Linked DNA regions of Mus musculus: region 1 is linked to region 2. Evidence: chromatin loops called from intact Hi-C (ENCODE). Cell type or tissue: heart. All regions are shown on one strand. Links, peaks and the distances in the headings refer to the core of each region. The heading gives the core; the rest is flanking DNA. Region 1 holds the start of Crebbp (CREB binding protein). Region 2 overlaps Adcy9 (adenylate cyclase 9).

Region 1 (16,110 bases), core at 4,388-12,387, 77 kb after region 2:
CCCTGGTTCAGTTCTAGTGCCACATGGTGGCTCACAACTGACTGTAACTCCTGTTCCAGTGGACCCAACACCCTCTCCTGGGCCTCTATGCATGTGGTACAAATACATACATATATGCAAAACACTCATACATGTAAAAATATAAGAATAAAAAATCTTTTAAAAATTCTCCCCAATAGTTGTTTCTTCCCCATTTTTTATTCTTCTGTCTCTTATTTTAATTTTACTACTCTTTAAGAGAGTCTATTTATTTATTTGGGTTTTTGTTTTGTTTATTTGTTTTTTTTTTTCGGGGCAGGGTTTCTTTGTGTTATTCTGACTGTCCTGGAACTCATGGCTAAGAGGTTTGTTTTACTTGTAATTATGAGTGTGTATGTGTATATGTGGTGTATAGGAGAGGGTGTTGGGTCCCCTGGAGCTTGAGTTATGGGCTGTTGTGAACCATCTGATATGGGTACTGGGAACTGAACTCAGGTTCTCTGGAAGAGCTGCAAGCACTCTTAAGCTCTGACCCATCTCTCCAAACTCACTCATCCTTTAAAAAAAGACAGAGACTCCTATAGATCCGGCTGGTCTTGAAGTTGCTCTGTAGCTGAGAGTGACTTGGAAATTCTGGTCTCATTGCCTCTATCTCCCAGTGCCGGGGTGGTGGAAATGTATCACTCTGCCCTGCTTTCTGTGCTGTCGACAGACTGAACCCAGGGCTGGCTGCATGCTAGGTAAGTCCTCTAGCCATGAGCTGCATCCCTCCAGCCTCACCCCTGGTTTTTATTATTATTCTTTTTATAATTTATTTATTTTTGTTTTATATGCACTGGTGTTTTGCCTGCATGTATATCTGTGGGAGAGTGTTGGATCCGTTGGAACTAGACTTGTAGACAGTTGTGAGCTGCCATGTAGGTGCTGGGAATTGAACTCAGGACCTCTGGGAGTAACTAGTGTGTTAACTGCTGAGCTATCTTCATAGTGCCAACCTCTGTTTGTTTATTTAATAGCTCAGGCTGGTTTTAAACTTGCTGTGTCATCAAAGATGACCTTGAAGCCCCAATCTTTGGGCTTTTACCTCTGGAGGAGCCATAACATCTAACCCTTCTCCGAGGGTCCCAGTGACAGAGGCACAGTCTTACCAGAGTTCATGCTGGAGGAAGCAATGAGTTTATTGAGCTTCCTTACAGAGCATAAGTGAGGGGTTACTTGCAGGGCTTTGAGGGCTCCTCCCACAGTAGCCAGTTAAACGGAGTCTCCCTTTCTTAGTCCTCCTCAGCCTATTACTTCAGCTCCTCCCCAAGGCCGCATGAATTTAAGTCAGAATAGCACACACCAGGTGTGGTAGGGAGAGACTGGGTGCTCAGATGTGGATCTCCTAAGCCCCCTCACCCTCCATGAGGGCCTCTATGGCCTCTGGGGCCTTCTCCGGAGATTCTGACACTGCTATGCTAGGCCTAGCTTTTTTGGAAACCTGTTGGGCGCTTTCTTCTTCCTATTACTCTTGCATTTACCATGCCTGACTGCCACATGGGCAATGCTGAAAAGTTATGCTGCCATCTTGAGATGTTGTCTGGCCCTATTCTGCCACAGCTCTTAGTGGCTGTGTATTCCTTAGTACTCCTTAGTGGCTGATGCTGGGAAAGAAATACTTATCTGTGTGCCTGTTTACAAGCTGAGAACATGCTCAGTAACATTCTTAGTTAACTCTCTCTCCTTTGATGGGTGGACTCTGGACCTCAAGGAACCTTTCTGATTGGCTCAGAGCAAACTATGAGTGTTCTCCCAAATTATGCTGACCTCTTTAATAGTTACACTCATTTTCTTTACACCCATTTGTCTTCTTTCAGACTTACTCACAAGGCTTTGCTCTCCAAATTGTACATTTCCATGTCTTTCTGTTCCTTTTCACTATAGAACTATCTAAGAGCAGTGAGCAGCAACTGTGCCATGGTCTAGATTTAACACTGTCTTGACATTTCTTTTGCAGTTCATGGGGTCATCCACACATTTAATCCTGGCTCTTGAGGGATGAGGGCGTAGAGGCAGGATGATCATCCTCAACAACTCGATGAATTCAGCTGTATACCTAACTTGAGGATTCGGGTCTTCAGATGGCACAAACAGGAAGATGGGTAGAAATATGGGCACACTGTGGATTCATGAGCAACTACATTGCGGGAAACCTGTGAAAAGTGTGTCTTGGTGGTTCTAGTTTACTCATTAATATAATAAACAAACTGTGGGCTGAATGTAAGAAAGGGGAAGGAGATGCTGGGGGCTTCAGCTGAGGAGACTGAGTGACCATGCACTTATAGGATTGTCTAGCAGTCTGAGTGGCCCACTGCAGATGTGTGACTATTGGTGATAAGGATACCAGGCAGCTCCCCACTCCCATTGAGACAGGGTCCTGCTATGTAGCTGAAGACAATCTGGAAATCACTATGTAGCCAAGGCTCACAGGGATCCTCCTGCCTCACCTTCCCAACTGTTGGGATTACAGGAGTATACTGCCATACTCATACAATGAGCAATATCATTTTTCTCAGTGCTCAGGTGAAAAGTAGCCAAATTTAGCTCCAGTGTGGTTCTGCCAAGCTAGTATAATCACATGAGTGAGGGAGAAGGAGTTGAGTCTATGAGAAGACCAGTGTTTGTCATAGCAGACAATGAAATTTAAACTTATCAAGAAGGGAAAAGATTAGAAATTAGGGAACTAGAGATTCTTAGACAGTCAAAGTATTGTTAGGGCCAGGATGCTGTAGGCAACAAACTGAGGAGGTCAAAGATGGATTCCATGTCTCCACTCTGGGCTTCCCATTCTCCCACCGTGAGCTTATTTTTTCTATTCTATTCTATTCTATTCTATTCTATTCTATTCTATTCTATTCTATTCTATTCTATATCTATTTTATTGCTCAGTCTATAATCCTGAACAATAAAGACTGTTTAAAAACAAGAGCCAGATGCGGTAGTACACACTTATAATCCTAGCAATTAGAAGGCAGAGGCAGGAGGATTGTGAGCCTAAAGTCAGACTAGGTTACACAGTGAGACTGTGTGTGTATATGTGTGTGTGTGTGTGTGTGTGTGTGTGTGTGAGAGAGAGAGAGAGAGAGAGAGAGAGAGAGAGGAAGGGGTGGAGAGAGGGAGAAACAACACACCTCAGAGGGAGGGAGAGAGGGGGAGAGAGAAACACCTCAATAGACATTCAAGAGATTCTATATTAAATGATAAGTGAGATTAGAACTAATAAGTAAATTTGTTGGATCGGCCAGAGATGTCCAAATCCCAACAGGGGAAAAATATGAAGCTTTTTTGAAAGACAAAAGAAAAATTAAAAAATGCTTAGCGATGTTTGTGAGTAAAAAAAGACTTAGATTTTAATATTTAAAAATCCTTTATTCAACCAGTGAGATGGGTTAGCTGGTTGAGATATTTATCACCACGCCTGACCACCTGAGTTCAGTGGCTGAAACCAACATGGAAGCATGGAAGGAGAGAACCAACTGCTACAAATTATCCTCTAACCTACACACACACACCCTCAGGCATACAAATAAATGTAATAAAAACCTTTAATTATGGACATTTCAAAATATACAGAGGTACTCAGAACTGTGTGATGAATCCACCTCTGACTGCCATTGGCTTCAGTGGCTACCAGTTCCAATTGCTTTTGTATGTGTGTGTATACACATTCAAGTATGTGAGTTGGTGTGCATACAAATAGGTGTGGATATGTGTGGAGGTCAGAGGTTGACAGTAAATCCTCTCTGAATGAAGAAAAGGAATAAGAAGGAAAGAAAAGAACATGACTCCTCCTGAGTGTGGTGGAGGAGAAAGTTTATTACAGATACAAGGGAAAGCATAGCCAGGGGCAGAGACATCCGAGGGTCCAGAGTGGTCATGACCATGAGCCATGTGGGGAGAAGAAGAGGGGAGAGGAGAGAGGGGGAAATGGGTACAGCAGCCAGCAGGCCAAAGGTACAAAAGGTAGTACAAAAAAGGGTAGGTAACCCAAGTGACTGGGTTATACAGGGGAGAACCTCTGGGGAAGATCAGCTCAGCCCCTGGGCTGGAACATTCAGGTGTGGTATGGCCCTCATATCCATTAACAGGTAGGGACTGAAGGATGCTGGGAGAACCTGGAGGCCAGGTTGGCTTTGATAGTTAAATAGGCACCTCAGCTGCTTGTCCTGGGTTTGAAGCTTACCACTCTTCACTTTATTTAGTAAGGTAGAGTCTCTTGCTAAGCCTGAAGCTCACACATTTGGCTACTCTAGATAGTCAATTTGATCCAGAGATCCCCTGGTTTCAGCCTCCTGATACAGTACCACACCTGCCTGGGTTCTGGGGAGCCAAACCCAAGCCTCAAACTTGTGTGATAACTGCTTTATCCACTGAGCCCAATTCCTAGCCAATCTTATTTCATCCATACCTCATCACATTATCTATTCTATACATTATTAGATTGTAATAGCTATAGATCAACAGATTTCTAAGGTCCAGTTATTGCTAGCATTGTTCAACTATATGCATTTTGTTTTGTTGTGAGATAGGGTCTCACTCTCTTTTGTTGTTGCTGCTGTAGCTCAATTTGGCCTGAGACTCACTTAAGTAGCCCAAGCTGGCCTCCGATTTGTTATACAGCTTTAAGCTTCTGCTTCTCCTACATCTCTGGAAGGGTTGGGATTATAAATATGTGCCATCACACCCAAGTGATCTGGAAGTTTGTCCTCAGCCATCATTTCCCATCCCCAAAACCCACGGTTCCCAGGGAACACCCACTCATGGCATTTTGTACTATTTCTTTCCTTTCCTTTCCTTTCCTTTCCTTTCCTTTCCTTTCCTTTCCTTTCCTTTCCTTTCCTTTCCTTTCCTTTCCTTTCCTTTCCTTCCCTTCCCTTCCCTTCCCTTCCCTTCCCTTCCCTTCCCTTCCCTTCCCTTCCCTTCCCTTTCCTTTCCTTTCTTCTCCTCTCTCTCTCTCTCTCTCTCTCTCTCTCTCTCTCTCTCTCTCTCTCTCTCTCTTTCATTGTTGTTGTTGTTTTGAGATAGGGTTTCTCTGTGTAGCTTTGGCTGTCCTGGAACTTGGTCTGTAGAGCAGAGTGGCTTTGAACTCACAGAGATCCTCCTGCCTCTGCCACCACTGCCCATTGGCTTCTTTCCTATTTTATCAGTTGTCAACATAACATATCTTTCCTTTTTATGACCCAATACTGTTAACACTGTTTGGACAGAGAGGTTTATACATTCATCAGTGGATAAAGGCAAGTGAACTTTTTTCAGGAAATTGTCCTTAATTTATTCCACATTGTTACTCTTCTGTGCCCCTAGCCTGAGCCTTCTGTAATTATGGATTCCTCCCTCATTTAATGTGGTCTCTGTCACTACAGATTGTGAGAAGGTACCCCCTTTGTGGCTTGTCCTTTTCTGGGCTGGGGAAGTGGGGGTGTGGCAGTGGCTTGATACATTTCAAGACATTCTCAACTTGACAGTGATGCCCAGCTAAAAGTAGGCATGCAAGACCCATGTCTCCTCATTTTTTTCTTACCCATGTTCCCCATCTGGTGTTCTCTGAGGAGACTCAGACTAAAGGGAGAAATAGACAGGAAAACCTGTATCATCAAGCACCAGAGGAAATGATCAAAAGCATACAGATAAGAACAAATAGAAAAGTTTCTGTGGAGCAGGTGTTTCAGAACTGGGAACAAAGGACAAAGAAGAGCTAGGGGTTTGGTGTTTAAGAACTGTCAGCCAGGTTGAGTCCTGCCATGCTTACTCCAAATTGTAGGGACTAGGTTTCTCAGCTCCCTTTGTAAACTAGAGTGTGACCCAGTACCTGCTCACAACAGGGGAATGACTCAAGGCCAGGGACAGACTAGTAGACAACGTGTTTACCAACAGTATCCTTTAGGGGAAGGCCCTGGATTTTCTAGGTGACTAGACACCATGTCCATTCAAAGGAGGAGTAGGCCACCAGGATCGCCTACTCTTCTTAATGTTCAGAGGCCTCCGAATTGGGGGGTCTGACACTGTATCCACCCATTCAGTCATAAAGTTAGCAACCATAGCCCCTACCCTCAGTGAATGCAATGCCCTATAGTGAGACTAACATCCAGGGCACCTCAGATGCAGTGATGCTGGTCCTCTGTCTCTCTGTGGCTCTATGGCCACTTACTGTCCTCAACTCCTGTGAAGATGGACTGCTGAATATTCTGGTTGTGATTTTCCATGCTTGTTACTTTAACTTCTCAATTAGAGCACACAGAGACTTCTTTATGGTTTTTCCCAGGGAATTAATATAGTGGCAATACTCTGAAGAGTCTTAAGAACAATATTTGATGAATAAAAACATAAATGATCTGAACAATGTATTAATATTGTGCCCTTGAATTTTGCCCATAAGTTATCTCTGAGGCCCTAAAGTGTTAGAGGGACTTCCTGGAGCAACTGAGATTTGGACCATGTTTTGGAGATTGAATTATTGTGCTAGTGACAGGTGTTTTCAGGACTGTGAATAGCATTGACATAAGTATAAAATATTTCAGATGATGAGAGCAACTTGGTGAATGTAGGATGCTGGTGGGGAGAGAGTGATGGACAGAAGGGAGAGATGAAACAGGTGTGGGAAGCACAAGTTTTGAACAGTTAAGATAAATGTGCATCACTCAATCCTGGCCCAACCACTGTTATATGCATGTGTCTGTCTATTTTATATATGTTCTTAGTGTTTTTCTTGTTCTTTGTATAGGAGCCATTTGTTGCAGGTAGGCCTGCGCCTAGTCCCTTCATGCTATACTAGTGATGTCAAAGTGGTGCCTGCAGTTTACACAAGGTCCTCCGGTCTGTGTGCAGATGGGGAAACTGAGGCGGGAAGGGGCAAAGCAACTTTCTCTAAGATCACCAAGGGAGATCCCCCCCCCAAAAGGTAGTTTTGTGGCTGTGTGCTGAACAACATGAAACACAAGAAAAGTTTATGTAAGAAGTTGCCTCAGTCAAAGGACAGCAGGCACCATGATGGACAACACAGCAGGTGGCTGCGGTGTAAGGTGGAGGAGCTCATTCTTCAGGTAAAGAATGTGGGGGAGACTAGCTGCATCGTGGGTGGATGGGGAGGGAAGGAGGGGTCTGACTCACAGGTTTCTCGCTTAGGAAATAGGGGTGCTGCTGATACCTGGAAGATAAGGACTTCCGAGTCAAGCTGGCAGGTTTTGAGAGAGTGTTAACAGAGATGGGAAAACTTTAGTTTTTGAGGAGGTGTGTGGCACACCCAAGTGAGAGGGTCTCCCTGTGATCCTACATTTTTCTGGGTACCTGCCAAAGCCAGGGTGGTTGTCCGAAGTAAGGAGTACCCTTAGGAGATCGAAGCCCTTGGTCTTGGTACCTGGGCCCATCTCAGATCCAGGAGGTAGAGCTGACAGCCTCTCCCTTCAGGTGACAGCGTTGGACATTGGACCTGGCCCTATCGTTTTTGGGCTTGGGAGTGGGCGCTCAAGAGCCTTGCGGTGCCCTTGCAAACTTGGGAAGCACAAGGAAGGGGTGGACTCTCGGCCTGTCATTTTCTCCCTCAGTGATCTTAGAGAAAGTTGCTTTGCCCCTTCCTGCCTCAGTTTCCCCATCTGCACACAGACCCGAGGACCCTCTGTAACCTGCAGGCGCCACTTCGCCATTACTAGCATAGGGCGCGGGGAAGAGGCGCAGGTTGCGGTGGCGTCTTCTTAGTCCGATGTCACCCTGGAGGCTCGCAAGCAAGGAGCTGCGAAGAGCCAGAGCTGCCGGGGCGGGGCGGGACCGGACGGGCTGGGCCCGGATCAGCGCTGACTCCGAGCCTGGCGGGGGGGGGGGTCTAGGCTCGAGCCCAGGGCGCCCTCCCCGCGCGTGCCGCGTTACTGACAGCGTCAGAACAAAAGTGGCCGTCTGCTCTGCGCACTTGGCGTCCCGCAGGCCGGGCCTAGCACCGCAGCCCGTCGCCTCACGCATCGCCGCCGTGCCTTCGACCCTTCCACCCGAGCGCGCTCGGCTCTTTCCGCCGCGGCCGGCGCAGGTGGAGGGGCGGGGCGGGGGCCGTGCGTGGTGACGCCGCGGGGGGGGTGACGTACAAGCGTGCCCCGCCCCCTCCCCCTCCCCGTTCAGGCTCTGGAAAGAGAAGAAAAAAAACTTTCTTTTTTTTTTTAATTGAGGAATCAACAGCCGCCATCTTGTCGCGGATCCGACCGGGGCTTCGAGCGCGATCTACTCGGCCCCGCCGGTCCCGGGCCCCACAACCGCCCGCGCACCCCGCTCCGCCTGGCCGGCCCGCTCCGCCCGGCCCTCGGCGCCCGCCCCGGCGGCCCCGCTCGCCTCTCGTCTCGGCCTCCCGGAGCCCGGCGGCGGCGGCGGCGGCGGCGGCGGCACGGGGTGGGGGGGCCGCGGCGCGGCGGCGGCCCCGCTCGGCGCATTGTTTTTCCTCACGGCGGCGGCGGGCCGCGGGCGGGCGGCGGAGCCCAAAGCCCCCCGGTCGTCCGGCCGCGGGCGAATTCATTAAGTGGGGCGCGCGGGGGGGGGGGGTGGCGGCGAGGCGGCGGCGGTACCACCATGTTCCCGGGCGCCGCCTGAGCCGCGGGGCCGGGCGCCGTCGCTGCCAGCCGGGCCCGCGGAGGCGGCCGGGCCGCTTGGGTGCCCGGGCCGCGGAGTGTCGCGCTCGGGAGGCGGGCAGGGGATGAGGGGGCCGCGGCCGGCGGCGGCGGCGGCCGGGGGCGGGCGGTGAGCGCTGCGGGGCGCTGTTGCTGAGGCTGAGATTTGGCCGCCGCCTCCCCCACCCGGCCTGCGCCCTCCGCGGCCCGGCCCGCGCTCCTGCGCTCGCTCCTCGCTGGCTCGCCTGCTCGCAGCCGCCGGCCCGACCCCCGTCCGGGCCGCGTCGCGCCGCCCGCGCTCAGGGCTGTTTCCGCGAGCAGGTGAAGATGGCCGAGAACTTGCTGGACGGACCGCCCAACCCCAAACGAGCCAAACTCAGCTCGCCCGGCTTCTCCGCGAATGACAACACAGGTGAGGCTGGGTCTAGGCTCGCTGTCAGAGTTCGGGGCAGGGAGGGGGTTGAGGGTCGCAGTGGCCAGAGACTCTGTCCCGGGCCTTGGGATGCGCTTCCCTGGTCGGGAGGAAAAGTGAAGCGGGGGCGCGGTCTAGTGTCCGCACGCGTGGCCGGCCGGGATGACAGCGGAGGGGACCTTGGAGGTTTGGAGTAAGAGAATGCGACCAGAGGCAATGAGGGCTTTCAGGATCGGACCCCCCACTCTAGGCGGTGCAGTCGCGGACACAGCTGCTGCCTTCTTAGTTGCGACGAGTTGCGACGGAGAAGTTTCTTGGAATGTGTTGCTTGGGAAAACGCTTAGTGGTTATTTAGAAAGTCTTGATTTTTTTTTTTTTTTGATCACCTAGTATTTTTTTTTCTCCAAAACCCCAAACCTCATGTGCGAGTTGTCATCAAAGTTGCTGTGGTGTCTTTCATTTACATACGTAACCTTAAAAAGAAGCTAGCAGGCTTTTAAAAGTCCATTTGGGCTCCAGTCTGCCTTTGAGGTTGGAATGGTTTTACACTGGAGATGAAAAATTAAAAAATTAAGGACTTTGAATCTTTCAGGGAAAGAGAAAAGCAAGATAATCTTAAATCTTTTCCCCAACTCACAAAATAGCTTCCGTGCAAACTTTCTTAGGTGATCGGATCGGGTACCCAAGACTTCCCTGTTCATTCAGTAATTCAGAGTACTTCTGGACAGCTCTGATAACCTTGCCAATTATTCGTATTTCCCCTTTTAAGCTCTCCTTCGAAATATAAACTCGTATGCTGCTGTGAACAATGCCGGCTCAGCGCAGCTAGCACTTTTCCAGTACGTACTTGTAGCGGCATCTGAAAATCAGTTTCTGATGAATGGGTCCAAATCAAATTACATTGCTGCCTGCAGATTGGCGCTAGATACAGATGTTCAAGTTGTGGAACTCTGTGACTTTATACAAGTGTATTTAAAAATATTTCTGCTTTTGAAACAAAACTTAGATTTCACGGCTTCAGTTTGAAGTGCTCCTGAAATCCAGTCATGAAAGGAGAATGTTAATGTAGAAATGAGAGGGGAGTATTCTCCCTCCATCATTTTTCAGGAGATTTTTGTTGACTTAAAATTTGTTGAGTGGTAGAAAGGAGTAAATAAATAATTCACAGGTAGGTAGGGAAAAGTCACTTTTCTTTTTAAATGACAAGTTGTTTGATGTTTATTTTCATAAAAATCTTATTGATGAAAAATGTTGAAACAGTGGTTTAAGCACACTTGTGCAAAGTAGAGCTAGCTCCCTTGCTTTAGTAATGTTGCTGTGCTCGAGCCAGAAGACTGTAATCATGTGAGATGTAGATCATACCAGGCAGGTGTTGTCCTCAAGTTTATCCTCTGACACTGCTAACTGGAAGACTTCAGCTTTGCTGTTACTGAGTGAACTTGAAGATTTTTCTTAGAAGTGGGGCAAATTAATAAGACCACAAAAAGACCTGTAGTATCTTATATATCCAGAGGTTTACAAGATGGAACCCAAAAGAAGATGGCTTTTCCCCTCCCTCCTCCTCCTTTTCTTCTTCTTCTTCCTCCTTTTCTCCCTCCTCCTCCTCTTCTTCCTCCTCCTCTTCTTTCCTCTTCCTCTTCCTCCTCCTCCTTTTTCCTTTTTTTTTTTTTTTTTTTGTGTGTGTGTGTAGCTTCTCTGGATTGTCAGATATTTACTTACTGTGTTGCTGACCAGAGCAGACTTATCCAAAAGAATCTTCTGCACGTGAGCACTTTGTCCCTTTCTCTTTCCACTTTTTGCCCAGGAGACGCAGAAGAGTACTTTCACATTTACAGATATGTGAAACAAGGGGTAGTAGTTTCTAATGATTCTGATTTAGATGATCAAAGAATAAGACGGCATTCATATTGAAAGGGTGTAAGGGTCCACTCAGAAGAAGGAGCCATTTTTGAATACATTAAACAAGATGAAACCTTGTTAAGAGTAACTATTAGTCTACGATCCAGTAACAAGATAGACAGATCTTAAAAATTAAACAAATAAATGGCTGAAGTATTTATGTTAAGTATATTTAAAGCAGTGAAGGCTGGGATAGAGACAGAAGGAAAAATTGAACTTTGTTTTCTTTTTTTTGGTTCCCCCCCCCCCCCCCCCCCACACACACACACACAAGGTTTCTTTGTCCCTGGCTGTCCTGGAACTCACTCTGTAGACCAGGCTGGCCTCAAACTCAGAAATCCCCCTGCCTCTGCCTCCTAGGTACTGGATTAAAGTCGTGTGCACCACTGCCCAGCCTGAACTTTGTTTTCTTGAGGGGTCTTATCTCAGGCCTCCAAGAGAACATTGGGCTGGGGTAGGTGAGGTGTGTGTTCTGAGCACAAGATGAAATTTGAGGGAGGGGATGCAAGGAGAGTGAACAGAGAGCCCTAGACAGTGAGAAACAGTTGCTACTTGAACTAGTGATACAAGCCACATCTTTGGGGACTGAGTTGTGAATCCATCAAGTGCATTTTAGCTGTGTTTCTAGGGATAGCAGTGGGTGGAGAAGAGAGTGAGAGGGAAGCCTACCAGCCTACGGAGTACTGAAGTTCACCAAGGGGAGTGTCAATGGACACATAAGCCACTCCACTAGGGGCCAGGCAGCATCTGAGTGATGATGACCTTTGTTGCTTAAGATGGGTGAGAGCAAGAGGGAAGGTGCTTGGAGGACAGTAGCAAGAGGAAGAGAGACTGCTTTTCACCCTACCACAGGCAGCTCTGGAGTGGTGTCAGATGTTGGTGAAATACTATTTTCTTGTTCTATGTTGAAGTGTTAAGCACTTTGTAAGAAGCAGGGAAGTTTGTGTTATAAGTATGTAGGTGGCTATGTATTTTGGAAACTTTCTCTTAATATGTCCAAATTAAAATAGTTTAGAATCTTTTAACACCATGGATTCATGATCAAACAGTATAGAAGAAAAATATTCAGGCAAGTAGACTTTTTTAAACACACATAATTGGCAATTCATACATTTATGAAGGTGGTTTTTAATTTTTTTTATATATTTTTTGTTTGGTTTGTCTGTTTTTTGTTTTTGAGGCTGATTACTTCAGACTGGCTTGGAATTTTTCTATGTGAACTCTGGATCCCCCTGCCTCAGCCTTTTAGTTTTAAGTGCTAGTATTATAGACATACGTTATCACACTTAGTGACTTGGGAAATTTTACATTAAACTTTATGTATAACAAACCATGTAAAAAGTGTTAGGGCCCGCAAGATGGCTCAGGAGGTCAAGAAGAGTACTTGCCATGTAAGCCTAGTGATTGGAATGTAGTTCCCAGAACCCATATGGAGGTGGAAAGAGAGAACCGACTCCGCAAAGTGTCTGCTGTCCTTTAGGTGTGACACATCAGGAACCCCTCTCCCACCTGCACTCACTCTCTTGCTCACACATAATAGAATTTTACAGAAAGCTTTAATTTTTTTTTTTGACAATCAAACATAGGTATATTTTAGCCTGTGCTGTGGCATTAAACTGTCGTGGTGTTATTTTATAATGCCTGTGCTTTTTATTTAAAAAAAATTTTTTTTCCCTCCCCCCCCTTCTTCTTTGAAACAAGGTGATGATGTATCCAAGACTGATAGCAAATTGACTCTATATACTAGGCTGACCTCAAATTTGTGATTCTCCTGGCTCAGCTTCTGAGCATTGCTAGCATTTTAGGCATGCTTTGTAATCAAAAAGTTCACTTTTTTTAAAGACTTATTTTTATTTATATTATGTTTATGAGTGTTCTATTTGCATGTGCACCTGCATGCCAGAAGAGGGCATTGGATCCCATTACAGATGGTTGTGAGCCACCATGTGGTTGCTGGTACTTGAACTCAGGACCTCTGGAAAAGCAGTCAGTGCTCTTAACCACCCAGCTATCATCTCTCCAGCCTAAACGTTCACTTTTCAAGAGGCATAGTCTCAGTGTGTTGTCCGCGTCAGATCTCAGCTCCTAGACTCTAGTGAGCCTCTTGCTTCAGCCTTCTGAGTAGCTACAAATTTCTTTAAATGCAGTAGAGAAGTGTATTTAAAGAGAGCTTGTGGTAAATCTGATTAACCACTAACATCTTTTTACTGGTAAACGATAATCTTCATTGTGTGCAGTCCTTTATATATCAGACAGTGCTTTTCTCCACAGCCATCAGCAGCCAATGAAGAGAAGCTATATTTACTGCTGTTTTCTAGACGAGGACCCATGACTTATGGGGGATGGGCTCCAGAGCTACAGACAGAACCAAATCTAGATGGTTAAAGGTCCTACATTCAGGTGACATGGCTCAGCATGTAAAGGCACTTGCCGCCAAGCCTGAAAACTTGAGTTTGATCCCAGTCCTGCACATGGTGGAGGAAGAGAACTGACTTCTGGAAGTTGTCCTCTGACCTCCATACATGGGTCTTGACATATTCTTGTCTTTGTATGTACACACAAAAAATTATTAAATGTAATTGAAAACGAGCATCATAGAAATTTATTATACATTTGTACCTCTAAAGAGTTTACTTGACTTCGAGGCTGGAGAAAAGGTTCAGTGGTTAAGAACATTCTTCCATAGGAGACTGGTTCAATTCCCAGCACCCACCTGGCAGCTAGCAACTGCTTGTAACTTTAGTTCCAGGAGATCTGAACTCTGTAGATACTGTGTGCACATGCTACACAGATATACATGCAGGCAAAACACCCATACACAGAAAAAAAAAGTTCTCCTGACTCATGGACAGTGATATTTGCCGGGTTTGCATTGCATTCACTTCAGCTGGTAATTAAAGATTGTAGGCCTGTGGCACACACCCGTAATTCCAGTACTCCAGAGTCTTAGACAGGAGGGGGCTAGCCTAGGCAACATTATGAGTTCTGGACAACCTTATGCTACAGAGCAAGTCTGAACCTTTTTGTTTGCCTCTGCCTGCTTCCCCCACCCTCCCTCCTTCATTCTCCTCTATTCCATACCCCCCTCATCCCGACCCCTGCTCCCCCATCTTAAACACACGTACAAACACATGCAGTCCTTTTCAGGAAATCTACAATGTATGGTCCTCATTTTACTTTATTACTGTTTTGACTAAATAGGAGGTAAAAGTTTTTATCAGGTAGGACTGTTCATGACTGTATCTTGACATGAAAATACGAACCTTTTGGGGTCAAGAATGGGCTGCACTGGTAACTCTTCAGAAAATGTGGTGTAATTGTGAAGTACACCAATGGTTGCATACTGTTAAAGCAAAAGGTGGGGGTTCTGTAATTACTGTTTATTTTTCGTTTTCTTGAGACAGGGTTTCATGTAGTTCAGACTGGCCATGAATTACTGATGTTTCTGCTGCCACCTCCTGAGTTGCTGGGATTACAGATATGCTCCACTGTACTACACTTGATTTGGTAACTCTGAAACATAACTGAAAATGGCTTATAAAGGAACTGAGGCTTTATTTCTGCAGTTGGGAATGGATGCTTAGGTTGTAAGCCAGTAGTTTACACCTTTAGCTTCTGCCATTCTGGTTGGCTCTCAGAGCACCCCATTATGTAGGACTCTGCAAATGCTGGGTTTTGGTGTTTTAATTTCATGTTTGAAAGCAAAAAGTTTAAAATGAGGTGGCTAATATGCCTTTCTTTGTAAAGATGAAGTATTACGGGTTCGTAGAGCTTGTTACCTTAGTTCTTAGGTTCCTTTAGTGAGGGTGTTCTGTCTTTATCTTACTCAGGTCAGCACTTGGTCTGTATTTCAGGAAATTAAAGGGCATAAAAGTATTTCTCAGAGTGGGGGGAAAAGGCTGGGGCTAAAGAGATGGCTCAGTGGCCAGCCTGGTCTGCAGAGTGAGTTCCAGGACAGCCAAGGCTGTCTTCAAAAACCAAATAACTAAACAAATAATAATTTAAGGGGTTTGTTCCCTGCTGAGGTTAGTTCTAGCCAAGGAATTTTGGTGTTCGTCTCTTAGAGCTTGTTCTGGTGGGCGCTGTGAGCCTTGAAAGGTTATGGCTGAACTTGCCAACATTCCTTCCTATAGCTCATTTCTCCAGGAATGCCCCCAACCCCTTAGCATAATGCAGGGATCAGGAAACACCTTCTGTAAAAGGCCAGAGAGGACACAGTTCTGGCTCTGTGGGGCATCTGGTCTCTTGCCTCTAACCATTGTACTTTGTCATTTTTGCAAGAAGTCAGCCATAGATAGTATGTAGGCACTGCTGTCTCCTTTAAACTTTACTATAAAAATTGGCACCCGGAGAATTTTCCCTTGAGCTACAGCTTGATAATGTGAGTGGTATGGTCTAGTAAGCACCCATTTGGGAGTACTGGCCTGCTGTGCCTGTTCCCAGCTGGGCATAGCAGTCAGCCAAATTTTCTGAGACTTTTGCCCCTGGCCTGGACAGTGACTAGTAGATAGGGTAGGATGGCCACTTCAAATTAGGAGGTTCCTTTTGAGCTGTTGTTGTTCTGTAATAAGTATATACAGTATTTGAAATCAAGTACATTTAACAAAAAGCCCAGTAACTTCATGTGGCTTTGCTCTTTTCCTAGCCATTTTGGTTCTTATTGTAGCTCACAGCATTCTTTTCCCTACTACCGTGTCACCTCAGCATCCTCCCTTTTCTGTGAGACTAGATGGTGAGTGGCTCTGTTAGAGCTGGTACAGATGTGCCACAGTTACCCCACTGGCACCGATCACAACACAAGGAGGCTCACTTACACGGTGGGCCCTTAGAGATGTTTGAGGTAAATGCTCCTAGTTTTCTCCTAAGACTCTGCTTTTACACTACTTGTCACCCCTCTGGTGCAACCACACTCTCACTTGCGCGCCTTTCTCTCTTTCTCTCTCTCTCTCTCTTGTTTCTTTTGTTATTTCTCTTAATTTTGAGTGTCATATCTCAATGCTCTCACCATTGATAACCTACCTGGTGAGTTCTGGCCAGGTCTTAACTCTATAACCTCAGTTTTCTCATTTGTAAAATGGGATGATGATTATATTATTACAGTATTGTCTGAGGTGATGTCTGGTAAATAGCTGTCCTGGAAGAAATGCTCAATGAACAGGAGTTGGCCCTGCATTTACTTGGGTATGGGAATGTGCCTTG
Region 2 (16,110 bases), core at 5,015-13,014:
GTCAGCTACCCAAGTGGTGGTGGCACATGACTTTAATCTCAGCTCCTAGAAGATAGCAGCAAGCAGATCTCTGTGAGTTGAGGCCAGCCTGGTGTACAGAGCGAGTTTCAGGACAGCCAAAGCTGCACAGAGAAACCGTGCCTCAAAAAACCAAAACAAGCAAACAAACCAACAACAAAAGCTGTCTGCTGTATTTGTCATAGCCATGATCCAGGCTGTGAATGAAGCAGCTGGAAACACAAGAATGGGGGTTTGGGGGTGTTAGTGGCAGTGAACTGTCTTCAGTACATGACCTAATTTGCTGAAGGTTGGATGGCTTTTAATGTCCCAACCCAAACCAAATCTGTTTAGCTGCAGCTGAGCTAACACCTCAAGAAACTGCCTGCTTGTGCACAGACTCGGTGAGCCCTGGCTGCAGTGTATCAGCAAGCGTTTCACTTCTATGTTTGTAAGAAGGAGGCAGTAGATGAGATGTTGTGGGTCGTAGTGGAACAAGGGAGAATGTCACTGTGTGACCCTGGCAAGGTATCTCTATCCCTGGTTAACAGCAGCCCTTCCCCATTGTGACCCCCCAAAACACTCAGTAGAACACTTCTAGATAGAAGCCCCACTGAGGACTTCTTGACTTATGGTAGACTTTACTTGGGGGTCGTTATTATTTTTGCAAACCCCATAGACCTCCAGAGGTCTTTGACAAGTGCATTTTGACCAAATGGAGACAGTAATTTGGATGTGAAGCTCTGTGTATGGCCAGTTGCCCCCAGGTGGGCATCAGAAATGGCAACATGGGACAGATGAAAGTGTGGCATGCTAACTCTCTGCCCCTGAACCTCTCCCTTCTGTGTCCAGAATGGTGTTTTTCCTAGAGGATGTCATGACATGCACAAAGTGGTTGCTGGAATGGATCGCTGGCTGGCTCCCTCGCCACTGCATTGGGGCAATCTTGGTGTCTCTTCCTGCCCTGGCTGTCTATTCACACATCACCTCTGAGTTTGAGACCAACATACATGTAAGTATCCGCAGGCCATCTCCACGCCCTCCAGGCTCCCTAACCTCTTCTTTCACTTTAAGTCTGGGTACTTGGGGTAGGGCTAAAAATTGAAGTTTTAAAAGAGGTACTCTCTGTTACTGCTCCCAGCTGCCCTCTTAAAATAGGAAGCATGCGCTAGCTGGGCTTGGTGGCACACATACACACACACATAATGGCACACACACATACATGGTGGCACATAACAGGTGCTAAGTCTCTGACTGGCACCTGGAGTAGCTGCTGTTCTGGGGAGGAGCTTTGGAGTTTACTCCACAATGGACGAGGCTGTTTCTTACCCTTTCAGCTGAGAGCAGTGTGCTTGAGTGTAATAGAACTGCCTGGGAGCATCTGAGGTCCTAGCATCAACTCACTTCTCAGTGGACCACAGCAGGACTGAAAGAAGAGTTTGGAAGGTGGCCCCTCTCACAGTGGTAGAGCCCCAGTAAGCAGCCTCCCTTTCCTGTCTATCAAAGGGACATGTGCCATCCTACCTGTCTGGAGGAATATTCTCTTAGCAGTGTGGACTTGTAACTAAAATGCTGTGCCATGAGACAGATATGTGATCTGTTTTTAAAACCAGTAGGTTACCCAAAGGAAGACTTACTGCACATTTCACAGTTACTTCTTGTCACTGTGACCAAATACTTGATGAGAAAGGTTATAAGGGATGGAGAATTAGCTCTGGCTCAGAACTTAAGGGAATATCCTGTCATAGCAGGGAAGGCATAACTCCACAGTGGGGTGTTTGTCGGGCTGAGACTCTTCATCTCCTTACAACTTAGTTAAACAGGAAACAGAGATGGGATAGGACACAAACTAGGCTCTAAATTTCAAGGCCCTTCTCTCCAGAGATCGACTTCCTGCTGCTAGGGTCCACTTCCCAGAGACCCCACAACCTCCTAGAAGAGCACCCCTGGCTGGGGACCAGGTATACAAGCACATGAGCCTGTGGGGGACATTTTACATTCAAGCCATCACAAGTACCAGAGATGCCTGATACTGAACAGAAGTGTGTGGGGGTGGTCCTCTCACTCTGTGGCACACAGATAGGATGGAGGCAACATGGCAGAGGTGGCAGAGGCTATACTAACAGTGTCTTCTCTTGCAGGTTACCATGTTCACTGGCTCTGCGGTGCTGGTGGCCGTTGTGCACTACTGTAACTTCTGCCAGCTCAGCTCCTGGATGAGGTCCTCCCTTGCCACCATCGTGGGGGCTGGGCTGCTGCTTCTGCTCCACATCTCCCTGTGTCAGGACAGGTGTGACTGCATTCTTACCTCGTGCCGCCCTCACCTAGCATCTCTTAGGGCTCGGCAACAGTTCTGTGTTAGTGCTGCATGATGCCTTTCCTTCATGACTTGAAATGGCTTCCAGCACACATGTGTTCAAAGAGAACCAGCTGAGGATGTAGCTCAGTGGTAAAGTGCCTGCCCAGCATGCAATCCTCAGGAGTACCAAATACAAACACATACACACACACACAGAACCAAGCATCATACAGCCCAAAACATAATAAAGAGCCCTAAGAGTCTTTTTTTTTTTTTTTGAGACAGGATTTCTCTGTGTAGCCCTGCCTGTCCTGGAACTCACTCTGTAGACCAGGCTGGCCTCAAACTCAGAAATTTGTCTGCCTCTGCCTCCCAAGTACTGGGATTAAAGGCGTGTGCCACTGCCTGGCGAGCCCTAAGAGGAAAGGAAAGGAAAAAGGAAGTCATTTATAACACCATAAAACATTGCTGTGTGTATAGTATGTAAATATTGAATCATAGATGAACATTGAATTTAGACTTAGTTTCTATCACTAAAAGACACCTATATCACCAGTTGTGTACAAATATTCAGAATTCCACAAGACTTCTGATCCTACACACTTGGATATGGGAATGCAATCTGTATATATTTGAATATAGATGTCCTTGGGTATCTGCCTCAGCAAGACACATGACTACTGTAGGATATTTGAACTTTTTTTGTGAATAAGTTGTAATCTAAGAAGGGAAGACTGGGCTGGAGAAATGGCTCATTGGTTAACAGCACTGACTGCTGCCAGAGGTCCCGAGTTCCATTCCCAACAACCACATGATAGCTCACACCCATCTGTAATGGAATCTCATGTCCTCTTCTGGGGTGTTTGAGGACCGCTACAGTGTACTCATATACAATAAATAGTTCTTTAGAAAAGGAAAAAAGAAAGAAAAGAAGATCTGAATTATTCCACATGAGAGAGTCGTGATAAGGAAAGCCAGCGTGGTGCAGGCCTGTAGCCCTAGCACTCAGGAAGCTGAGGAGGCAGTCTAGCCTAAGCTACATAACTGAACTCTATTGGTACATGCCTGTAATCTCACCACATGGTAAGCAGAGGCAGGATAATCAGGGGTTTCAGGTCTTCCCTGGCTGTGTAGAAAGTCTGAGGCCTTCTGGGTTACCTGAAAGCATGGTTTGGACAGAGATTAAAGTCACATGATGAACCTCCAGAGACAGGACCAGTCCTCAATTGAGCTGTACAATGACAGGGACATTTAAACCCGCTAAGAGCCAGGTATGGTGGCTCACACCTGTAATCCCAGTGCTGGTGAAAGGGAAGTAGATGCAGAAAGACAGCAAGTTTGTTTGAGGGTAGCCTAGGCTACAGAGGAAGTGAGACCATTTTCGTCCCTTCAGGTAACCAGTTAGCACAGTTAGCCCTATGTGGATATTGACAGTGAAATGCCCTGTGTGGATAGTGACAGTGAGGTTCTTTCCTCTGCAGGCTCCACCAGGGTCATCGTGTTGCTTCTTGGTTTGTTTGTGTCAACTGTTATGCCAGCAAACAGCTTTGAGGCTTTTACTCTTTGTCAACTAAACATGCAGTTAGAAACAGAATAGAAACTTGGGTAGCAGAATGTATACAGTATTTTGTTAATAGTTCCTATCTCTTAAACCAATTAAGCTTCTGTTTGTGTAACAAACATTTAAGTATCAGGCCTTTCCTGTAGCTTAGACAGGTGCTTCCCAGCTGCAGTGGAGAGCCACATGTTCATAAAGCCAGAAAGCAGGTGAGCAGGGTGTTACACAGTGACAGGGACAGTTCTCCATTGTACTTTGCCAGATATCTAACATTCTGGCATGGGTGTCCCCGAGGACCACGGCTTTACCAAATGCTTTATCAGCAGTATCAAGAGTCTGTGGGAATCACAGCGTATTGGTGATTAGGGAGCAACAAGGTGACTGTCCTCAATCTCCTGCCTGGATTCATAGCAATGTGAAACAGTCGAGTTCTCTGCAAAGCAAGATCAAAGGGGAATCTGAATTAGAGCTGCAGTTCAGTGTCCGAGGAAAAGCTGTGACAAGCAATTACACTGAGTGAAATGCACGACCTTCTCCTGCCATTGTGGGACATCTGGACTCAGGGTCATCACAGTGCTTTATACAAAGAGTGTGGAATTCATTAACAGCTTTTACCTTCGGGTGCCTTGTGAGCCCTTCATGGTGACATGGTCAGAGCTTTGGGTTCCCCTCTTGGATCTAGAGGAGTGAAGTAGGGGCCTCCCATCTACCTCCCTGCTACAATTCAAACAGATTTTGGCAGGAACTAATAGATGAACCTTACCAAGACCCCTTCTACATGGAGGGTTCTCAGAGGTACAGCCCAGTCCCAGTTGTAGCTGGGACTAGCAGGGCAGTGGTTGCCAGGTAGTAAACAAAAGCCTGAATCTATTTAATAATAATAATAATAATAATAATAATAATAATAATAGATTCACCTTTTACAAAAGAGAAGGTGTTCACCAGCCTTGTGTTGCTGGGATAAAATTCCCCAGGCAGCTTATAGAAGAAAGTGCTGAGTTGGGCTTATGGTTTCAGAGGATCATGACCAAATATTTACCTCATGTCACCCAAAAGGGAAGTTACGTGAACTCTTCTTGAGTTGCTTTTAATAATGCCTTTTTATTTCCTGTAATACTTTATTCATTTTCTTTCCAGTTCCATTGTGATGTCCCCCTTGGACTCAGCACAGAATTTCAGGTGAGTTTCCAACCTGGGGCCTTATCTCCCGAAAATACGCATGTACATGCATGCATGCATGCATGCTTGTGTGTGTGTGTGTGTGTGTGTGTGTGTGTGTGTATTTGCTTGCACGCGCACATGCGCGTGCACATACAGGTTGAGAAAGCAAACAATAACTGCATATTAAAGTATCCGATCACAGTTGTTTCATACTGGGAAGGTGATTACTCATTAGACATATACTAGAGTTAGTTTAATTTTATGCAACAGGAAATATCTCAAAGAAAATATTTTATTATCTAAAATATTTTGACCTGGAGTAGCCAAAATGTCTTAGCTGTTAAAGATGCTTGCTGTAAGAGTCTAGCAACCTGAATTTGATCCCCAGCGCCCATGTAAGAGAAGTTGGAAAGGACCCAGTCAACAGTTGCCCTCTGACCATCACAATGCCCCTCAGCATTCATCCTTACACCCATCACACACAGACAGACGGTAATGATCAATAAGTAGTTTAATTATATAAGACACTACTATCTGGCTAGAAATTTGAGATAATAAATATTTGAATTAAAAAAATAAATATTTTGAAATTTTAAACTAAATAACCCTTACTTTAAAAAGTAAATTTAAAATAAATTGAAGGGTAAGAGATAACAATTATGTGTGCTGTGTACATGCAGATCTGCAGCCACACATGCTTCTGTATGCACACACATGCCACAAAAATACAAATTAAACCATAAAAGCTAAAAAAAATTCATTTCCATGCCTCTTAAGACAGATAATTTTCCAGTCTTATCAATAGTAAATAGATCCACTTAAAAAAACTGACTGACATATTGGAAGGGACAGAAAAACATTCATAGAACATAAAGCCCACACAGGTGAAGCACACAAAATTGATTACAGATTCCCACATCCCCCTGTTCCTGGGAATCACAGTCAGGCACTGCACAAGCTGCAGGTGTCCCCACTGATCTTTTAGCTGAGCTTAAGCAGGACCCGATGCCAGCCATGGCCATCAAGCCTGTAAGCCTGTACTCTGCAGCCTGAGGCAAGGGGATTGCAGTGAGTTTGAGGTCAGCCTAGGCTATAGAGTATGGCACTGTATATACAGCCCTGATAGATCCCAACGGTTATAGGTACCAAACCTTGCTGGTTAGGGCTGAAAGGTGGCCCTGGCTTTCTCTTTGTCTGTCTGCTATTTCAAGTACCTCTTTTGCATGATAATAGATCTTAATGTGTTTTACTTTAGCTTCCATCCACAGTTGGATGCCCCAGGATTCAGTTACTCTTACATTTACCCATCTCAGACTCCTCTTTTGGACTGAGTGTGAAGGTATGGGCCTGTAATCTTGGCTATGAGAGTAGAATCGTACATCCAGGGCCTGCGTGAGTCCAGTGCAGGGTGAGCTTGGTCAAGGCTGGCCTTGAACACTTTCTTGGAGATGCCATCTCAGAGTGAAAAGGAAAACTGAAAGAACTGGGAACCGCTCGATTGCTCACTCGCTCGGTAGTGGAGTCCTTACATGACACGAGGCCCTGGGGTCACTCACCAGGGTACAAGCTGGCCAACAGTCCTCTTCTTGGAAACTGGCCTTTGCTGTTTAAATGTACAACTGGATTGGATGCTCTTGTCCACCTGTCTTAGAGTTGCTGGGTGTGGTGGCATATCCCATAATCCCACACTTGGGCAGTGAGGGCAAGGGGTTCAAAGGTTCAAGTTCATCCTCAGCTACATAGTCAGTTAATTCCAAGACAGCTTGAGCAACACAAGATCCCGTCTTAATAAAACAAAATACAGGGCCAAGTGGCTTGCTTCTTCCGGCACAATGAGAACTGACTCCACGGACACATTTCTGGGTGTCTGCATTCACCAATCACACACACTCATAATAATAAAGTTGTTTCGGTTGGGGTTTGGTTTGGGTTTGGGTTTTTTAAGGTATAGGCCAATGAGAATGCTTAGTACATGCTTGCTACCAAACCTGTTGACCTAAGTTTAGTCCCTCAGGAAACTTACTAAAAAGGGCTGGTCCTCAATGTCACAATATTGGGACCCAGCAAGCCATGCTCACAGGAGATACAATTGGTTTCTCCCCAGCCCAGAACCTCTGTACAACTCGGCTTAAAAGCCAGGCAGAGGCAGATAGATCTCTGAGTTCGAGGCCAGCCTGATCTACAGAGTGAGTTTCAGGACAGCCAGGGCTACACAGAGAAACCCTGTCTGGGGGTGGGGGTTGGGGGGAGCCAGAGAACCTCAGGCTGGAGTGAAACATGTTTTAGTCAGTTAAACAAAGTGTTCACTTTGCTTAGCATTTGTGATTGGTAGGTATTACATTTGTTTCAATGCTGTAAGTGAAATAAACATGGAATGTCCTACGATAGAGAACTCTGTCCTGTTTCCCAACCACTGGGCTAGAAAACCTGTGTCAGGTCTCAGGTCCAGCCTTGCTGGATTCCAGGCTTCAGCATATTACAGGGAGAGGACACCAGAATCAGCAAAGGGAAGCATTTGGCCCAGTGAGCTAGAATGGCCCTAGAGGACCTCAGTGAAGACAGGTGGCTCCAAGCTTCTAATAGCAGGCCACATAGGAAGATCAGGGAAAGCTGGTGGTCAGCAAAACCTGCATTGCCTGTGCAAGCAGCCGCCGTACCATGGACTGCTGCCATCCAGGGATGGTGGAACCCCTCCCCATCCCAGCTTCCTGTATCAACCCAGGCCTCTCTGAGGATGCTAACCTCCCCTCCAGAGCTGACACAGCTACCCTAAACCTGAAGAGAGAAGGAACCTGGCCATGTCCCAGCTGTCTCCATGCTTTACAAGTGAGGAAACCAAGGCCTCCAAAGTCCCCAGTTGCCCTGCTAGAGTGGCTTAGGGACCATCCCAATCTCTCGGCTTTTATGGTGGTGTTTTAGGGAGTGTCTCAATGACCTCAAGTTCATTTCTTCCCTTTTTTTTTTTTTTTGAGATAAAATATTATGTAGCCCAGGCTGGCCTTGAACTTGCTGTGTACTCAAGGGTAACCTTAAACTCTTTTTCTAAAGAGATTTTTTAAAAAGATTAATTTATTTATTTATTATATGTAAGTACACTGTATCTGTCTTCAGATACTCCAAAAGAGGGCGTCAGATCTCATTACCGGTGGTTGTGAGTCACCATGTGGTTGCTGGGATTTGAACTCAGGACCTTTGGAAGAGCAGTCAGTGCTCTTATCTGCCGAGCCATCTCTCCAGCCCAACCTTAAGCTCCTTTTTTTTTTTTTTTGGTTTTTCGAGATAGGGTTTCTCTGTGTAGCCCTGGCTGTCCTGGAACTCACTTTGTAGACCAGGCTGGCCTTGAACTCAGAAATCCAACTGCCTCTGCCTCCCGAGTGCTGGCCAACCTTAAACTCTTAAGGTCTCTACCTCCAAATTCTAGAATGACAGATGTGTGCCACAAGGCCTTGTGACATCCATTATTTTAAAATACCCTTATGTCAAAGGTAACAATACGACTTCAATTAAATACTGTAGCTAAGGAATTAAGGCTTCTGTGTCCTAGATCTCACCTGAAGACATATCAGTTTTATATCCATTTATCTTTACATAGTGAACAATTCTATCATATAAAATCTAACAACCTACCTTGGGAAATTTAGAAATGCATTAACATATAAAACTTATAGGAACTCAACAGTCAAAACTCTGTTAAAAATAGAAGGGGGCGGCAAGAAAGGGATACAGGGAAGGAAGAAGGAAGTTCAAATGTTAACATAAACAGACTCCGGGAAGCAGGACAGGAGAGAAATCATATTTTTAATTCTACTTCTCCCCTAAATTTTCTATGATTGAGTATGCAGTATTTTTACAGAGGAAAAAACTGAGCAAGTATGGTGATGTACGCTTATGATCCTGCACTTGGAAAGTGGAGGCAGGAGAATTAGAAATTCAAGGTTACCCTTAGCTATATAGTAAATTCAGGCCAACCTGTGCTACATAAGATCCTGCCTTAAGAAGAAAAACCAAAACCAAACCAAACCAAAACAAAACATGGTAGCTGCCGATGCTAATCTCGGGTTTCAGCTGCAGGGCCCATCAGTGGCATCTGCTTACCAGAGAACAGCGCAGCTGGGTGTAAGTTCAGTTATCTGGGAATGGGAGGTGTGACCTGCAACAGTTTGAAGGCTTAGAGAATGCTTTTCTCCTTGCTCAAGGCTCTGGGCTCAGTCTCTAGCCCTTACAAGGGTTTCTTGGGAATTTCTAGTTAAATTCTAAATGCCCTATATTTAAAATGATTCAATAATCCCACTGTATGCCAAGATGAGGGTAGGAATGTTCTTTGAAACATCATTTCTCATCATAACTACTCAGCATGAGTGTGGTCATCCATATATTAGATTACTCTATAGCCATGAGAAAATAGCTGCATTTGTTACCCTGAAGGAAAGACTATTCTGTTCCTTATGCTGCCTGACTTTCTTACCATGTGCATATATTATGTATGTATGTTTGTGTGTATATATATATATAATCATATCTTAAATGTATACATCTCATATTTCTTTTTGAAAATGTTAAGATTGTCTTAAATAACTTTGGTGAATCTGAACTACCTAGAAATGGGGAGTGTGTTTTGTGAAGTTTCATATAAGTAGAGAATAAATAAAGTATAAAAAGGTCTTTGCAAAATGATGTCTGTTGTTTAGAAACCTAAGAATAAAATCTATCAGAATATTCAGTTTCTTGGACTCAGTAATGATTCTGTGATCACTAAGGGACATGTCTGTATCTTAGGAGAGACACTAAGATAGCCCAGCAACTTACTTTTGAAATGTTTAGGAAAAAGTATTTGGTTTTTTTGGGGGGGTTGTGGAGGGTTTGTTTTGTTTTGTTTTTTTAGATTTATTTATTATGTATACAATAGTCTGCCTGCATATATGCCTACAGGCCAGAAGAGGGCACCAGATCTCATTACAGATGGCTGTAAGCCAAGATGTGGTTGCTGGGAATTGAATTCAAAACCTCTTGAAAAGTAGTCAGTGCTCTTAACAGCTGAGCCATCTCTCCAGCCCAGGGAAAAGTATTTGCATGTGTCAGTATGTCTTTGTATGTCACATGTGTCTCCATAGATGTGTTGAGAGGAAGCAGAGAGGCAATTTAAAAATTGTAAAACCCAGATGAAGCACATCCAAGTTTTATGAAATTTAATGTTTCCATAAAGTTGAGATTTTCTAAAAGAAATAGTTGAGGAGAAAGAAAGGTTTGTTGTTCGTTGTTTTTGTTTTAAAAATCTAATGCATTTTTCTAAAAAGCAGTTACAGCTGGGCCTAGTGGTCCAGGCTTGTCATTCTAGTATGTGGGTATGGAGGCAGGAGGATAAATTCCAGGCCCACCTCCAGCTGCATAGCAAGTTCAAGGCCAGCCTTGGCTGCATAAGACAAGAAATCAAATTAAATATGAATAAACCAAAAGCACCCGTGAAGCCTGCAAAACAGCCAGGCTGCTTTCTGGCCGCATGGGTTGAGGGTACTGCTAGGCCACACTGGGCAGAGTGCACATTCTCAGTGTAGGCTTGGCACTGTGTCATGTCTCATCTCTCTGCTCTGCAGTGCCCAGAGGAACCCATGCAACAGCTCAGTGCTGCAGGACGGCAGGAGGCCGGCCAGCCTCATAGGCAAGGAGCTTATCCTCACCTTCTTCCTCCTGCTCCTCTTGGTCTGGTTCCTGAACCGGGAGTTCGAGGTCAGCTACCGGCTGCACTACCATGGGGATGTGGAGGCCGACCTACACCGCACCAAGATCCAGAGCATGAGAGACCAGGCTGACTGGCTACTGCGGAACATCATCCCCTACCATGTGGCTGAGCAGCTCAAGGTCTCTCAGACCTACTCCAAGAACCATGACAGCGGGGGAGTCATCTTTGCCAGCATTGTCAACTTCAGTGAATTCTATGAGGAGAACTATGAGGGGGGCAAGGAGTGCTACCGTGTCCTCAACGAGCTGATCGGTGACTTCGATGAGCTCTTGAGCAAGCCGGACTATAATAGCATCGAGAAGATCAAGACCATCGGGGCCACATACATGGCAGCCTCAGGGCTGAACACGGCCCAGTGTCAGGAGGGTGGCCACCCACAGGAGCATCTGCGTATCCTCTTCGAGTTCGCCAAGGAGATGATGCGCGTGGTGGATGACTTCAACAACAATATGTTATGGTTCAACTTCAAGCTCAGGGTCGGCTTTAACCACGGACCCCTCACAGCAGGTGTCATAGGTACCACCAAGCTGCTGTATGACATCTGGGGGGACACCGTCAACATCGCCAGCAGGATGGACACCACTGGTGTGGAGTGCCGTATCCAGGTGAGCGAAGAGAGCTACCGTGTGCTGAGCAAGATGGGTTATGACTTTGACTACCGAGGGACCGTGAATGTCAAGGGGAAAGGGCAGATGAAGACCTACCTTTACCCAAAGTGCACGGACAATGGAGTGGTTCCCCAGCACCAGCTGTCCATCTCCCCAGACATCCGAGTCCAGGTGGACGGCAGCATTGGGCGGTCTCCCACAGATGAGATTGCCAACTTGGTGCCTTCCGTTCAGTATTCGGACAAGGCTTCCCTGGGATCTGATGATAGCACACAGGCTAAGGAAGCTCGCCTGTCCTCTAAGAGGTCCTGGAGAGAGCCAGTCAAAGCAGAGGAAAGGTTTCCATTTGGCAAAGCCATAGAAAAGGACAGCTGTGAAGACATAGGAGTAGAAGAGGCCAGTGAACTCAGCAAGCTCAATGTCTCAAAGAGTGTGTGAGGCAGCGCCGAGAGCTGCCAAGGTGCTCTGCGTGTCCAAACACAGTAACATCTGTGTCGATAGGCTGTTGTGCTATCTAGCACCTCAGTTTCTGTCCCCAGATGTGGTGTCACGTGGTCATTTCAGCCCGAATCTCTGTGTGGAGCACAGTTATTCAGGGTTCATTTCCACCCATTTCGGTTTTCCTTTACTTGCGTTCCTGGAAGCCTTTTCCTGGAAGCCTGCCCCCAGCCCAGCCAGGGGATCCAGTCAGCAGCGTGGAGGGATTCAAGTGCCTTCAGGGTCTGGCCTTGCGTCTGGGGCTGAGGCCACTGGTGGAATCATGGCCCTGGGGATTATTTGACTTCTTTAAGAAAAAAAAAAAAAAAAGGAAAAAAAAAAGCTGTGGTTAAAATACCATTTTTATTGCCTTTTCTCACAAGTTTTTTTTTTCTCATACAGTGTTTTCCAGTTTATTTTTTCTATATGTGTAATAGTATTTTTCAGTCACTTGGCCTTTCTAAGCACATCCACGCACACATACTTGCATTTATGAATCTGACATAAAGTGCCAGTAAACTCATCTGGGGGAGGGGCTATAGAAGGGAGCAGGGCTGGAAGCAAGCCCCCTCCTGGCATCTCTAGGGTACCTGGGCCCACATTCCTGTGGCCCACAAATGGGCTTCTCCGCCTCCAACACTGGGCAGTTTCAGGGGCTCATCTGCACGCAGGCCAAGATTTCATATGCTCACCAGACACAAAGCTTACAAACCAGGCCTCAGGAATCTCAAAGCCGTGTTTTCATCCCGACCCCACACAGAAGGGTCTTCCAGCCAAGAGTGAAGATGTTTGTCTCAGAAGCTGACCCATTTGAGGGAGATGTTTAACCATCTGAGGATGCATTTATTTATTTATTTATTTATTTATCAAAACATGTGTATTATGGGGAGGGGGCACTGGGTAGTTTTGGTGGAGGGAAGCAGTCAGGGAGTGGGCAGGGCAGTTTGCAAAGGACACAGCCGACCAATGACAAGATGTCCCTCTATGTTTCATGTCTCATCCACTGTGGCCCATGGTGCCACCCAGGGTGCTGTTCCCTCTTGTGGGGATCCAGAGTAAAACTGGCTCGGCGCCAGGTGGGATTCTGCAAACCTTTTGTCCGTTCCACCCACTGTTGGACTGCACGGGCTGGCTTGTGGTGGGATTTAATTCTGTTGGTCAATTCAAACTCTTGAAGGGGGTTTCTTACGGGGCACCGAGGGACAGAGCCATCTGTTTTGCCAAAGGAAATGCAGACAGCCTGTCACAGATGAAATTTGAGTTCCTGGCTGCTAACCTTGCTTGTAATTAAATTGTGTTCTTCCATGATGAATCTCAAGTTGATGCTGGAAGGAGCTCAAGCTACAGCTGCCCCGCCACCATCATTTTTCCAGGTCATGCTGATGTGTAGCTCATGAGACAACTGAAGACCATCTCTGTGCCTATTGGAGGTCTTCATGCCATGCCCTGTGTGTGGTGTGTTCTTTCACTGGTAAACTTCACTGTATAGCTTTCACATCTGAGTTAAGCCCGGTTTTCACTCCTCCCTGAAGATGGACAGAACCTGCTTATGCTAGCAAGGTGACATCTTAGCTTTAGTCAGCTACTTCCCCAGAGACACCTGGGATGGCCACCCATGCAGCAAAGCCATGCCAGGACCCAGAGTATTCTTAGTGACTGGAAGATTTCCTGTCCCAGTTGGCTCCCTGTTGGTCTTCCAACTAGAAGAACAGATAAGTTGTGACAATACCTCTTGCTTCTAAAGAATGTATTCCTGTACAATGCCACAGATTTTCTTTTCTTAAGAACACTACCTGATTCTTTCCTTGTGCTAGGGATGTAGGGCATGCTGGGGTCTCCTGTCAGTATTCAGGTGTGCTCAACTGACCGAGTATTAGGTTGTCCTCCACCTCCAGGCTGCATCACTTGGAGGAGCTAGCTAGTGGCCGGGGTTTTTGCAATCTTGGTTCAAGATGTGCTCTGTCAAGTTCATCTCTTCTCACACCTTCCCTCTCAAACTCTTTCTTTCTCTGTTACAAAGGTATCTGTGAGTCTTTCCCAGCCCACTCCCCAACTCTAGACCTCCAAACCAACTGGAGAGAATCACTAACCTTGAGCGGATGACCCAGTTCTGCATCGTGCAAATGGAGCCCTAGCTGAAGGGCAGTTCATACAAAGTGCAGTGGTCTTCAACACCCTGAGCCTTCCTGAAGAACCAGTGCAGACATTCTTCTTTCAGGGTGCAAGGCCCCTTGGGGCCTTTCCAGCTCCCTGCCCCTAAGCATACCTCAACACAGAACCACAGGATCTCTGCAGCACACCTGCCGTGCAGCTTGGTCTGTTGGCATTGAACAAACAGCTGTTGCTAGAGACAGTTGGGCTTCCAGGCAGTGGACTGGAGTGTCCATCAGGTGGCAGTACTTCTTAGGAACCTAGGGCAGGAAGCAATACTTCAGAATTGAATGTGTGTAAATAGTTGCTTTGCATTGCAATTGCTCTTTCCTTCTTGGCCCCAGCACAGATCAGTTTTATACATCTGTATGATCAAGCACACATAATTTTATCCCACACAAATGAACGTAGAGTGCTCGTCGGTTATAAACCCTCAAACAGCTTGACGAGCCCCACAGATGTGCCACACCTGTGCATGGCTCCCTCTGCCCTAACTTCACTCCTGGGATGCACCTGCACATTTGCACATGACACAGCGAGCCAAAGGCAGTGTGCGACCATCACCTGGGCTGCAGTCACTTGTAGTATCCAAAGATAAGTCTGCATTTGAATTTCTTGATTTTCAAGGTAAGCATTTTTTTTGGGGGGGGGGCTGGTTGTTTTGAAAATCGCATCATGCCTAGAACCTGAAATTATATTAGTAAGAACCAATTGTTTGTATTTCCATGTTTTCCTTTGCTCTGCTCTTTTTAAATTGTTAATTCTAAGAATTTCAAATTGCATCCACTGAAAAGAAGGATATTAAAATGTTCTAAAACGTAACTTTGGTGCGTGGTATTCCTCATCGAGAAGCTTGGTACTGCCTTCCTTCAGGCAGGCTCCTCTCACCCCGTGTGTGATCAGTGAGTGACTTGGAGCCAAGACAAGATTTACTTTTTGTTCCTACCATGGCTTTAAAAATGGGGGGTGAAAGGGATATCTACTTTTTTGTGTTTCTGGGGCTATATTATTATTTTTTAAATGAATTCACCTACCGCAGTTAACTTTGGTTGAGAAATGTTTATTTTTACATAGAACATTAAACATTTAAAAATCAGGCTATAGAACACCTACATTTGATAATTTCCCTATTCATTGGGAGTTTTAATGCAGGGTGCCCCCCCACACACACACTGGTTTTGTTTTGTTTTTTTTTTTGTTTTGTTTTGTTTTTTTTTTTTTTGTTTTTTTTTTTTTTTTGGTTTTTTCGAGACAGGGTTTCTCTGTGTAGCCCTGGCTGTCCTGGAACTCACTTTGTAGACCAGGCTGGCCTCGAACTTAGAAATCCGCCTGCCTCTGCCTCCCGAGTGCTGGGATTAAAGGCGTGCGCCACCACGCCCGGCCTTTGGTTTTGTTTTGAGACAGGGTTTTTCTGTATAGCCCTGGCTGTCCTGGAACATGGTCTGTAGACTAGGCTGACCTCGTGGTTCAGCATTTAAGTGAAGAGATTGGCTAAGAAAACACAATAGGTTTTCTGAAAAACACCATGAGACCTTTGTACCTCATGGTTGGTGATTGCAGAGCTGAAATCTTGCTGCTTTCTGGTCTTCTAGGTCCCAGCCCATTTCAGAATCTAAAGTTACAGAATTCACCAGGACTGGTGAGCACACCTGCTATCTGGTATTTCGGAGACAGTGGCAGGAAGATCAGGCTTTTGAGACCAGACTCAGCTACATAGAGTTCAAGGCCAGCCTGGACTATGTGAGACCCTGATTTGTTTTGTGTTTTTAAGTCACAGAATCTCTCCCAAAAAAACCCTAGAAGCCATTTTGTACATACCTTTAAGGTTCATAGTGCCTCTAAATCCAAAACCAAACCATAGCTCTTCCAGGCTGTAACCCTCTTTACCTGAAAACTTTTCTTGGGTCAAGGGTTGATGAGCCATGTCTAGACAAAAAGGACCTCTCATGGGCTGCAGACTCTGGGAAGGGAGATGAGAACATGGCCTCTACCCTCTTGTCTATCAGCCTGTAGAAAGCCATCGTCTCCACCCACTGAGAGCAAGAGCTCATCTAGTGACCAAGGTACTTTCCTGCCAAACAGTACTTGTTGCATCCCTAGGAGCCCTTCTCTAGCTGAGGAG

What was found. A loop is a pair of places that touch in the nucleus more often than their neighbours do. Peaks named below come from ENCODE experiments on the same cell type or tissue, not always from the same donor. Only the 100,000 strongest peaks of a DNase experiment are listed, where the experiment ranks them.
Region 1: it touches region 2 in a loop (2.3-fold over the local background); 6 of 42 quality-filtered maps call a loop at or near these places.

The regions. Positions count from the first base shown.
Region 1 is chr16:4,206,041-4,222,150 of GRCm38, reverse strand. Crebbp (CREB binding protein) reads left to right here and starts at 8,747. Exons shown (of 31, transcript NM_001025432.1): 1 at 8,747-9,012. The coding sequence starts at 8,928. It overlaps 4930455F16Rik (RIKEN cDNA 4930455F16 gene), which reads left to right. Exons shown (of 3, transcript NR_040571.1): 3 at 1,976-2,239. In heart, for the core only: CTCF peaks have their summits at 8,760 and 11,633; DNase peaks (open chromatin) are centred at 7,110, 7,890 and 8,910; H3K4me3 peaks cover 3,403 bases; H3K27ac peaks cover 2,145 bases; H3K27me3 peaks cover 1,224 bases.
Region 2 is chr16:4,283,586-4,299,695 of GRCm38, reverse strand. It overlaps Adcy9 (adenylate cyclase 9), which reads left to right. Exons shown (of 11, transcript NM_009624.3): 8 at 850-1,009; 9 at 2,139-2,287; 10 at 4,992-5,033; 11 at 10,607-14,810. The coding sequence ends at 11,798. Gm36359 (a long non-coding RNA gene) reads left to right here and starts at 15,389. Exons shown (of 4, transcript XR_875865.2): 1 at 15,389-16,110. In heart, for the core only: a CTCF peak has its summit at 9,950 (motif pointing right); no DNase peak of the experiment used is centred there; H3K27me3 peaks cover 120 bases.